Linked DNA regions of Homo sapiens: region 2 is linked to region 1. Evidence: chromatin loops called from intact Hi-C (ENCODE). Cell type or tissue: heart right ventricle. All regions are shown on one strand. Each heading gives the region's core, and the rest is flanking DNA. Links, peaks and the distances in the headings are about the cores only. Region 1 overlaps FGD4 (FYVE, RhoGEF and PH domain containing 4). Region 2 overlaps BICD1 (BICD cargo adaptor 1).

The links. A loop is a pair of places that touch in the nucleus more often than their neighbours do. Peaks named below come from ENCODE experiments on the same cell type or tissue, not always from the same donor. Only the 100,000 strongest peaks of a DNase experiment are listed, where the experiment ranks them.
Region 2: it touches region 1 in a loop (5-fold over the local background); 1 of 110 quality-filtered maps calls a loop at or near these places.

What each region holds. Positions count from the first base shown.
Region 1 is chr12:32,575,104-32,580,490 of GRCh38, reverse strand. FGD4 (FYVE, RhoGEF and PH domain containing 4) reads right to left here. Exons shown (of 17, transcript NM_001370298.3): 3 at 4,042-4,225. Among named protein-coding and RNA genes, the nearest start is that of DNM1L, 100 kb to the left of the region's middle. In heart right ventricle, for the core only: no CTCF peak of the experiment used is centred there; no DNase peak of the experiment used is centred there; H3K27ac peaks cover 2,926 bases.
Region 2 is chr12:32,379,214-32,384,600 of GRCh38, reverse strand. It overlaps BICD1 (BICD cargo adaptor 1), which reads right to left. Exons shown (of 10, transcript NM_001714.4): 10 at 968-5,387. Among named protein-coding and RNA genes, the nearest start is that of FGD4, 18 kb to the left of the region's middle. In heart right ventricle, for the core only: no CTCF peak of the experiment used is centred there; no DNase peak of the experiment used is centred there.

The DNA.
Region 1 (5,387 bases), core at 99-5,098:
TAAAACTCGGTGAGGTTGCAGACTTCCTCTCTGCTTTACTCCTACCTCTTAGCGTGGCGCTTGACACAGGGGAAGTACTCAATAAATATTTGATGAACTTTGAATAACCATGATAATGATGATGATTGTGACAATAATAACAGCCAGAAACATTTATTAAGTGCTTACTAAGAACCACAAACTATAAGAAGCCCCTTACAATAATTACCTTGTTTCATCCTCACAATAATTCCAAAGACAGGGATCCCATAGAGAAATCTAGGCTTAGAAATTAAGGTGGCCAATGTCACAATGTAACAAGCAGAAAAGCCAGAGGTCAAACCATGAATCCAACTCTAAATCCCATGGTCTTCACCCCAAGTTATGATGTACTGGAGCAGAAGGACAGAATGAGCATCAGATGAATAGGCTGTAGGCAAAATGAAGGAAGAAAGTCTAGGGTTGATTATCTTCCCCTGTGCAGGTAACGGGATAAAGGGAGGTGGGGAAGGAAACAGCAAGCAGCCTGGTCCCAAGGACAATGCTGAGATGTGTCACCTTTGCTCCCAACCCACCCTTCCCAATCACTGCTGATCTGGACTGGAGAATGAAACAGGGAATAAAAGTAAACAGCAAGAAAGTGATGAGGGAGGAAAAAAGATACAGGTAAAGTCCAACACCAGAGGAAAGAAAGGATAAATTGAGTAGGGGAAAATGTCATATATATAAAAATTGGAGGTGGGCAATACAAATAAATGTTACACACTCTTCAGTTGAGATTTGCCCCCTTGAGGAGGACAACTTTGGCCTGGATAATTTCCCAAGTAGTCTTTAGAGATTTGAATCAAACTGTCCTCCTTCTCCTGCCCACATCAGTCTCTGGATTCCCTGGTGGAAAGATCCTCAACAGATCCTCTGAAACAAATTTAAGCATGTTCAGGTCTTATCTAAAGGATGGCTTTGAATGAGAGCTGCAAATGTCCCATAGTAAGTGATATCAAGGGTATGAGTAGGGAGGGAGAGGAGACGGGGAAGGATAACGTGGGTAAGGAGTTAGTAAAAGCAGTAGTTGAACCAGTACTTGGAAGATTCCTGCTGCTTTGTGGATGCCAAACCATAAGGAGAAAACAGTTGACCTTGGAGTGTCCATGGGAAAAACCAATGTTCCGGCCGGGCACGGTAGCTCACGCCGGTAATCCCAGCACTTTGGGAGGCCAAGGCGGGCAGATCACCTGAGGTCAGGAGTTCGAGCCCAGCCTCAACATGGAGAAACCCCGTCTCTACTAAAAATACAAAATTAGCCAGGCGTGGTGGTGCATGCCTTGTAATCCCAGCTATTCAGGAGGCTGAGGCAGGAAAATTGCTTGAACCTGGGAGGCGGAGGTCATGGTGAGCTGAGATCGTGCCATTGCCCTCCAGCCTGGGCAACAAGAGCAAAACTCTGTCTCAAAAAAAAAAAAAAAAAAAAAAAACCACTAATGTTCAGGTCTGTAGAAACATATTCTTATTTCTAAAATCTTAAAGTGGTTCCTAGGTTAAAAAGAGTACTCTCTCTTAACCTGAAAGAGAGAAAGAAGGAGGAATAGGAGAAAGAAGGAAACCACAGTAAAAATTAAAGAAAATCTACTTGCTCCAAATCTGTCATCTTAACAAACTAGTGCTACGATGTTTTTTTTTTTTTAAGGCAGGGTCCCACTCCGTCGCCCAGGCTGGAGTGCAGTGGCACAATCTCGGCTCACTGCAGCCTTGACCTCCTGGGGCTCAAGCAATCCTTTCACATCAGCCTCCCAAGTAGCTGGGACCACAGGCGTGCACCACCATACCTGGCTAATTTTTGTATTTTTTGTAGAGATACGGTTCTGCCACATTACCCAGGCTGATCTCGAACTCCTGAGCTCAGACAATCCAACCAATGTGGCCTCCCAAAGTGCTGGGATTATAGGCATGAGCCACCGTACCCAGCCGGGTAAGGTCTTAACAACAGTATGATATGACCATTCTGACCAGACTCCACTCTAACAGATGTTGGTTCTTCCTATCAATTTCCTGTGACAACTCAGAGCCTCCCTCTATTTTACAAAGCTAGTCTAAGCTCTCATAAGGAAGGTTAAAAATGAAAACGACCCTTGCAATGGCAAGGATATCACTCAACAGTAAATACAAATCTCCTACTTAAGTCCTATAGATCCAATGCAGTATTAACCCACACAAACACTTTAGTGGCCAGTCTGTAGTGGTAATACCTCACTGAGAACATAACATTGTTTTTTGTATCGGCAGTGGACTCTACCACAAATAATATTTCTTCACCAGACCTGCCAAAACACACTATACCCAATTTGCACTCGGAACAAACTTGCTTAAAAAAAAATCATAAATTATAGCACATTTTTCCTTAGATGAATTAAACCTTCAACCTTTGCATCAAAACAGGATTGAATTTATGAAGCTTGAATGATTAAAAAAACATTAAGTGGAAAAAGTACAAACAGTTCTCATGTAGAGGAATCTAAAACAATGCAGTGGGTTAACCAAAATGGAGAGGATGAGAGGACGCAGCCTTTGGAATACTGACCCTTTCCAGGCTTCAGAGAGTTATCCCTGAAATCTAGGGATGCAGGCTCTGACATGCCTTATGACAGGGATCAGGGCTCCAGCCCCTCCTATTATGCAGTCACTAGGCATGGCCCCTGGAATTTGCAAACATGAGGGGTCACTCTGTTGTTATCAAGTCAATTTACCCTGAGCAGCAAAAAAAAAGTTTTAAATGGAATTAAACCATTCTAAGTAAATATCACTGTAATTCAAGATAGCAAAGGTCCTATAAATCCTACTTCAGAGGAAGAGAGGCTGAAGTTGAAATATTTATGACCAAAGTTCCTACAATGTATCAGGAATGAAAATTGAAGACAGGCTTCTCTCCAGAACTTGTAACTTTGTAAAATAGACGGGGCCTCTGAGTTGTCACAGGAAATTGATAGGAGGAACCAACATCTGTTAGACCCATTTAAAAAATGAGGGACACTGCAGGTTTTGTGCTTGTTCACAATTCCCAGAAGATAATCAAACTATTTCCAAGCTATGATTTCATTACATAAGTAACAGTAAATCCGACAAATAAATAATAAAATCACCCTAATGGTTAACAAGTCCCAAATATTACACTGAAATGAATGAAAATATTTGGTTTCAAGGATGAAATTGAAGTTATACACATTCTGTTTAGTTGTACATAGACTTTTGGTGACAGGTAACAAAATTCTACTGATAAAATTGCTTAAAATTATATTTAAGTCAGTGACAAAATTTCTTTTTATCAAAAGACTAAGAAAAAATAAACAATTGAGAGTTTTATAAGGAGAAAAGCAACTTATGTGGGTTCTGTTTATCTTTAAATGAGAAATATAATATTTCACCTACCTTTGTTTTTTCCAAACATTGGGACTAAAGAATATAAATTATATTTAATAAATACAAAACTGAAATTTAGCATACATTTTGTCATTGGTAATAATATCTCTTTGCAAAACCTAGCATATGATGGAGTATATGGAGAGGGGAAACCGGGACTGAATGGGTATAGAAGACCCACATTAAATAAAATGGGATGGAAAGAAGAGAGGGCCCCAGGGAGGAGACAAGCCCACAGGGGTCACATTCACAAACATACAAAGTGAGAAACGAAGAGACAGAGGCATCCGCTCAGACTTTCCAACCCAGATATTGAGCGTCCCACAGAATGACCCACAAGGAGTAACACATAGAGAATGACACACAGAGATACAGAGGAAACGAGAGAAAGCACACAGATACCAAAGCACACAATTTCATGAAAAAGCTGGTGGCCTACAGTACTGTACCTAGCTAATACATAGTAAATGACAGTTCATATTAGGGTAAGATTAAGTCATTCGTTTTAAAAATTCACCCTTTCTGAAGGCCTACCAAACCTAATGGAATAAGATATTATGCTTTTTATTTAGAATGTATCTATGACTATCATTTTTTCGAAAATCAGCTTTCTTCTTCTCCTGCCTTCTCCCATTGTAAATTAGCTCTTACCTGCCTCCTTCAAAGCGACTGATGAGATCTGATACCTTACTGGGTTTTTCTTTTGAGACACAAGAAGCAGAGGCAGGTTTAATTTCCTCCATCCTTGGTTTTGCACTAGGTAAAGCTTTATGCCTGGGGGTTTGGTGTATATTGGACGAAGGTGAATTCTGCAGGTGTAATGGCTTTGGAGGCACTGTAGAAAAAGAATAGAATATAGTATTTCACTGATATTTTGTTCAATAACAATAAAAATTCTGGTGTCCTGGGTGCAAAAATATTCAGCATTATAAAATTATTGTAAAGGGGGCAGGTGTCAAATTTTGAACTAAACCATAACCAAAAGACTTTTGTTCATTTTGGACATTTGCTTCATGCCTTGTGGAAATCCCATCTCCAAACTTAAGTGGTTCTTTTAATTTTATTGCATCTTAAATATGGCAATATTAAACACCTAGGAATCCACATAAGGCTAAAGCATTCTAAGGTCTATTACAGATAACACAGCAGTTATTCATCTCAACAGGGAAAAGGTGATGCTAAATTTAAAACTAAATCCTAGAGATACATTGTCTGCTACAAAACAGGTTTTCTAATAGTTATAGTTGATATACCAGAATCCACAGCTAATAAGTTAAACAACATAAAAGCCAACAAAACAACAACAAACAACAGTAATACAATGTTGCATTAATATAGCATCTTCTTCCCATTTAACAAAAGCACTTTATCTCATTTGATCTTTGATGAAATTTTATACTTTATAGTTCTCTCAGGTAGGTACTACTATTCTCTTCTTATGTCTATGAAGGCTTAGAGAGGTTTAGTGACTGACCTGGGGTAACAGAGTTGGTGCTACAGGCTTGGATATTTGTCCCCTCCAAACATCATGTTGAAATCTGGTCCCCAATGTTGGAGGTGGGAACTATAGGAGGGGTTTGAGTCATGTGTGCAGATCCCTCACGTATGGCTTGGTACAATTCTTGCCATAGTGAATAGGTTCTTGCTCCATTAGTTCCTCCAAGACTGGTTATTAAAAAGAGCCTGAAACCTCCCCCTTCTCTCTCTTGCTTCCTCTGTCTCCGTGTGATCTTTATACATGCCAGCTACCCTTTATCTTCTGCCATGAATGGAAGCAGCCTGAGGCTCTCACCAGAAGTCAAGCAGATGGTGGCACTGTGCTTCCTGTACAGCCTGCAGAACTGTGAGCCCAATAAGCCTCTTCATAAATTACCCAGCTTCGGGTATTCCCATATAACAACACTAAACAGCTTAAGATGGTTGGCCTGCATCAATATACCACAAATCATCTACTTTCTTCATAAGTCCTTCAATCAATTAATAGGATAAATAAAGAT
Region 2 (5,387 bases), core at 207-5,206, 200 kb after region 1:
AGAAGAAGAAGACGGAAATCCCTTCCACAAGTTCCCATCGATTCTGCTCTCTTTCTCATCCCTTGTGGGTTGCAATATAGGCTGTCCAAGTTGCCTGCAAAATGTATAGATGAGAAGAGACTTTCTTGATGCGTCCAGCTGTTTTCACTTTTGAATGTGGCAGACTATCAGCTTTATCATGTAAGAGAAAGTCAAGTATCAAATAGACTTATAGATCCAACCTCCAAGAAAAACAAAAGCTTTTGGAAGAGAAAAAGGAGAAATTTGTAGAAAAGTTTACATTATTATTTCTAGTGTTGTATTTATGCAACAGGTGAGCAGACAGCTTTTGCCAGGATGTTGGCTGCCCGTGTTGCACGAATTTGATTAGCTATAATGAGGATTGCATTAGACGTTTTAACTCACTAGAACACCATGTTCTATCTGCCTCTCCCCCTCCTCCACCCTTTAAATAAAATCGAATCAAAGTGGATGGTTCCCAAAGCAGCTGATTTACTACAATATGTATTTGTAGGAGGAGCTAGAAAATTAACCTCCCTCAAAGTTTTGGAACTCTGCTGTTCCAAAAAGAACAAAGAGGAATTGTCTCCCAAAATAATGCATAGAAACTTCATTCTTCTTTCATCAAAATAATGTTTCCTGTTTTAGGGCAAGCATTTTCTTCATGTTGGTACATTTCTAATCAAATTCAGCCAAGTATATCCTCCTGCCAAAATAGCTTTCTAGAAAAGATTACAAGTAGAAGAGGTGATAACTGGAGGAAATGAGCAGAGTTGATACACATTACTTACCAGGAATGTATAGAATTGTTGTTAAAGCAAAGCATTTAGTTTTTAGTTCAAATAAGTTCTTACTTTGAATAAACATATAGATCACATCTGAATTCATATAGTCTTTTCCTTTTTGTAAGTATACATCAAAATGACATACAGAAAAACTGCTCAAATTGATAAAAAGGCAGCATTAATGAAATGAACAAAAAATAACCAGTTTATTTACTGGAAAAAGTTATGCATTACACCATATTCAGTTGGTAACATAAACCGAGATATAAGAATCGATATATTGGCTTCTGGTTATTTTCTTAGCACTGGAGTGCCTTTTCCAACCATTGAGTGCATGATCAGATTACACAAATACAAGCACATATCATGTGTTCTCCCATGAGACATTATTCACTTAGGATTGTCTACAATAAAAAAAGTTAAAGTACAAGCAATAATAAATTCATAAGAATTTTTTGAATTTAAAATAAATGCATGTGTCTTTGAGAACATTTCTTTTGAAATTCATATTTTTAAAAATAACAAGTTTCTTAAATCAGTCTTTTAGTCGTGTTTTCATATGGTATTTATCAGTAGGTGGAAACACTTCACATCATTTAACCCCAAAAGGCATAATAATTAAACTGCAATTAAATGTAGGAACAGTTGAATCATTACAACAATAATACGGTGTACAAATCAGAGTTGGCCACACAATACACATGTTAATACTGGAAAGAAATACAATATCAGAATCATGGATGGTTCATCACATAAGCATAATCATGCAAATAAAAACAGAGTAGATTATAAAAATGTCATAAGAGATTTTCAAATAGTAATTGTTTGACTCTCATAGTCAAACCATTGAGCTTTAACATTTTGTGGGAATAATGTTAAAATGATGTATTTCCTCTAAGACTGGCTGCACAAATCATACCTATGAACCCAATGAGTCATTCTGTATCTCCATTATCTATCATTGAATAATTATTTTTAAATAAAATGATATTTCCCCTTACTTTATAGTTCTCTCATCTTTGTTTTAAAATGACTTTTTAAAAAGAAAAACATATTTACACTAAGAAGCACCAGATTTACTTCTCGGTGTTTTCATTAGAGAACAATGATTGAGGAATAATTCTGAAAGAAAAAAAGTAAAAAATGTGTTCTCAACAAGTGTTCTACAGCAATTAAACTCCAATCACAGGAATAATCTGGCTCAGCAGTTTATCCAGGCTTCAGCTTAAATAGGGCAAATTTTAAATAACTCGAGAAGGGATAAAAATACACTGAGGATTAGAGCCATGCAGTTCAATATGGAAAGGAGACTAGATATAGATAACAATCTCCTTACTTTCCTAATGGACAGAAGATCACAGAGAAATGAGACTTCTATAGTGTTCATCTTATGAATATGGGAAAGCTTACATGATGTGAAATAATTCATGCAAACATTTTACATTGCATATTTCTATGCACTCTCGCCCTTACACTAAAGGCAGTTAATTGCTCTTCTTCTTCTTAAGTAGAATATTCTGGAAAATTCTCAATTGGGGAACATGTCTTAATACTAAATATCTCTTTCAATTACACTTTGAATAATAAGGACGAAAGACATGTCTAGATGAAATCTTTCAGCTGTAAACATAATACGATCAGGTTACAAACGCAATACATTAGGGACTATGGCAGTTAAGTTCGCATATAAATAAAGATGAACTTAATTTTAGACACAACTCATCCGAGGGCATTATTACAGACAATGGAAAATGTCACTCGGGAGCTAGATTGATCTTGTAGTTCCATAGAAGTTGATTTTAAGGTAAAAAAGTACTTGTCAGTATCAGCACTGATCATGCTCTCTGTCATAACCTATCATAACTCCAGTTCAACAGCTTTTTGAAGAATTATGTTCCCTTTACTTGAAAACATACTCTTGTACATTTTTTGCAGCCTTAAATATAAGGGTTACTTAAAAATCACTCTAGTTTATAAACAAACAAAAAAACTGGAGGGCAACCTTTTTAAAATTGTGAACTTTATCCCATAAGTTTCTTTCAAATTTAGTCCTACTTCCTACCTACCATATCAATGTATTTGTGGCAGCCTGAGTTTGAACCCACCACAGTTCCTTACTGGAAATCCATCAGCTTCCCCCAATGTCTCTGAGGGACAGATTGTAACTTTTGGCTGATTGATTATGACAATTATACATTAAAATTGACACTCATCCCAGAAGAAAAGATATTTCATTTCTTCCTTTTCATGTTTTGTGATCTCCATTTGAGACATGTAGAGAACTTTAATTAATACAGAATATCAAGAAATCTCCACATTCTTAGGTTATTGGACCAATGTTTCATGCTTGTTTCAAACAGAAGAACTTATCTGCACAAGGATATTTTCCAAAGCACGAAAAAAGCAAATGTTGTAGACTGAAGATCCTTTTAAATAAAGACGAAATCTGAAATGTGTTTGCCCCCCACTAAGGGATTGCATACCTTCTATTTCTGAAGTATTCCTGAGGACATTGTTTTTTTAGACTCTGACAATTGAATTTTTTTAGTAAAAGTCCTATATTCTGAACAATTTTAAAGATACCATGGAATATAGCTGAAAGAAAAAATAATACCAACGATCATTTTTTTCCAACAAATATCTTGGAAAAATAAAGATTGCCATCCTATTTTCAAATATAAAATATTTTATGATTAACCAGTAAAATTTTAATGTATTTTAAAACTTAAAATAAAAGAATCACAGGATTATGAGCTCCCAGAACTGAAATGCATTCTCCTATCTTGCCACTTAATACTTACTAGACCACCAATGATATTCAATTTTTACAAAACAAATATTCTTTATGATTATCAATTTCCACGTTAATTTCCCAGTGTTAAAAATCTCTTTCCTAGAGTTACTATACATCCTTCACACTGAAGCCTTTTTTATTCTAGACTTAGTAACAATATCTATAGCTGATATCTATCATTTGTTAAATATTCTTTTCTTGAAGACTACTATTGTACCTCCTCTTCGTTAGACTAAAGTATAATTTCTAAATAGGTCTTTTCTTATTTAACAGTTTTCCTTTTTCTCAAAGTTCTCCAAATTATTTTATTAGAATCCAGAGTTGGATATATGAATGGGATCTAATGGATTATGTGTGGACCAGAAAGATTAAGCCAAGCTCCTTTATTTATGCCACTCAGCACTCAGGCCAAAGACAATTTATTGCTTCTTCTTATTTTTTGATTAAGGAAAATCCTCAGGAGAAAAGCATTTCTCCATACTATTCAATATTGTAATTGTGCTTACTTTTAAAAAACTACCTGTTTACTTTGCTAACTACTTTTACTAGTTAGCATTAATCTTTGCTCACTCTGTTTGCAATAATTAGCCAGTATTTTTTAGTGCATTTCTGCTGTTTATTTTTCCTCTCCAAGTATGTCTTCAATTAGTCTTACTGGAGTTCATTCTTTTTGGTTCTCACTAGTTCTGCCCCTTTTCAATTTCCTTTTGAATTCCTGATGTTATCTTTACAGATACTGATTTTTATCAACACTACACATACTGATTCACTTTAAATGCCTATAAATAAATATGGCTCAGTGTAAACTATACTAAATGATGCCACAGTGTAAATACATGGTATTCTCTCTTACTGCTTAGGGACTATCACTTAATTTTGTGCTGAAAATGAGAAATTTATTTCCAAGTTTCTATAACTTCTTGGCAAAGATTCACTAAAATTATTATTTTCATAGAATTAGTATTTCAGAAAAAGACTTTCCCACTCTATGAAGATAAATAACTGAAATGAAACTAGTTTATAATAGACGTAATAATACACTTTGTATTGGAAGAAATGTTTTGTGGGTGACCCGGCTTTTCATGGAGTCCTAGATTCAGAGTTAGGGATAAAGAATGCAAATACAACATTGCCGACTGGCAATACTGCCCCGTCATCACACACAGACAATACTTCCTGCTGAACTCCCAGTCCCACCAAACAAAACCGATGAGACGATCTACGAACATGTTCTGAGGTACTTTTTAAAAAGGCATATATTTCCCTCAGGCACAAACAGTTTTTTATTAAAAGTCAACTTAGCAGCTATGCCACTTCTCAGGTCCAAATACGTGGTGCTTGAGAAAGGGGGAAAAATAAAAAACACAAAGTGAGGGCAGGGGTAAGCTTTCTTTCATTGAACTCTGATAAAATCCACAGTCTCACTAATACTGGTACTAGGCAGATACAACGCCAGTGAAATGAAGACAATGTTTAGGAACAGCAAGGCCATGCAGGTAGAAAAGAGCAGAAGGTTAGGCTGCTATGGTTGGGAACTTCATGTCGAATCGTTTTGTTTCTGTTTCTGTACTTTAACCTGAACCCTTATTTTGGTGAAGATTTCAACTCTTTACTCCACGTTGCATAATAAATGACACTGTGGAAAATAGCACTCATATAAAGAACACAAAACGTCCTGGTTGCTTTGGTAATAGCGACCACTACTTAATAGGCGTATGACTAACGAAAGCTCCTGCAATGTGCTTTACGACTTACCATTTGGTCTCTGATGGACCACTCCATTTCTGTGCCACCCATGTCCGCTCAAT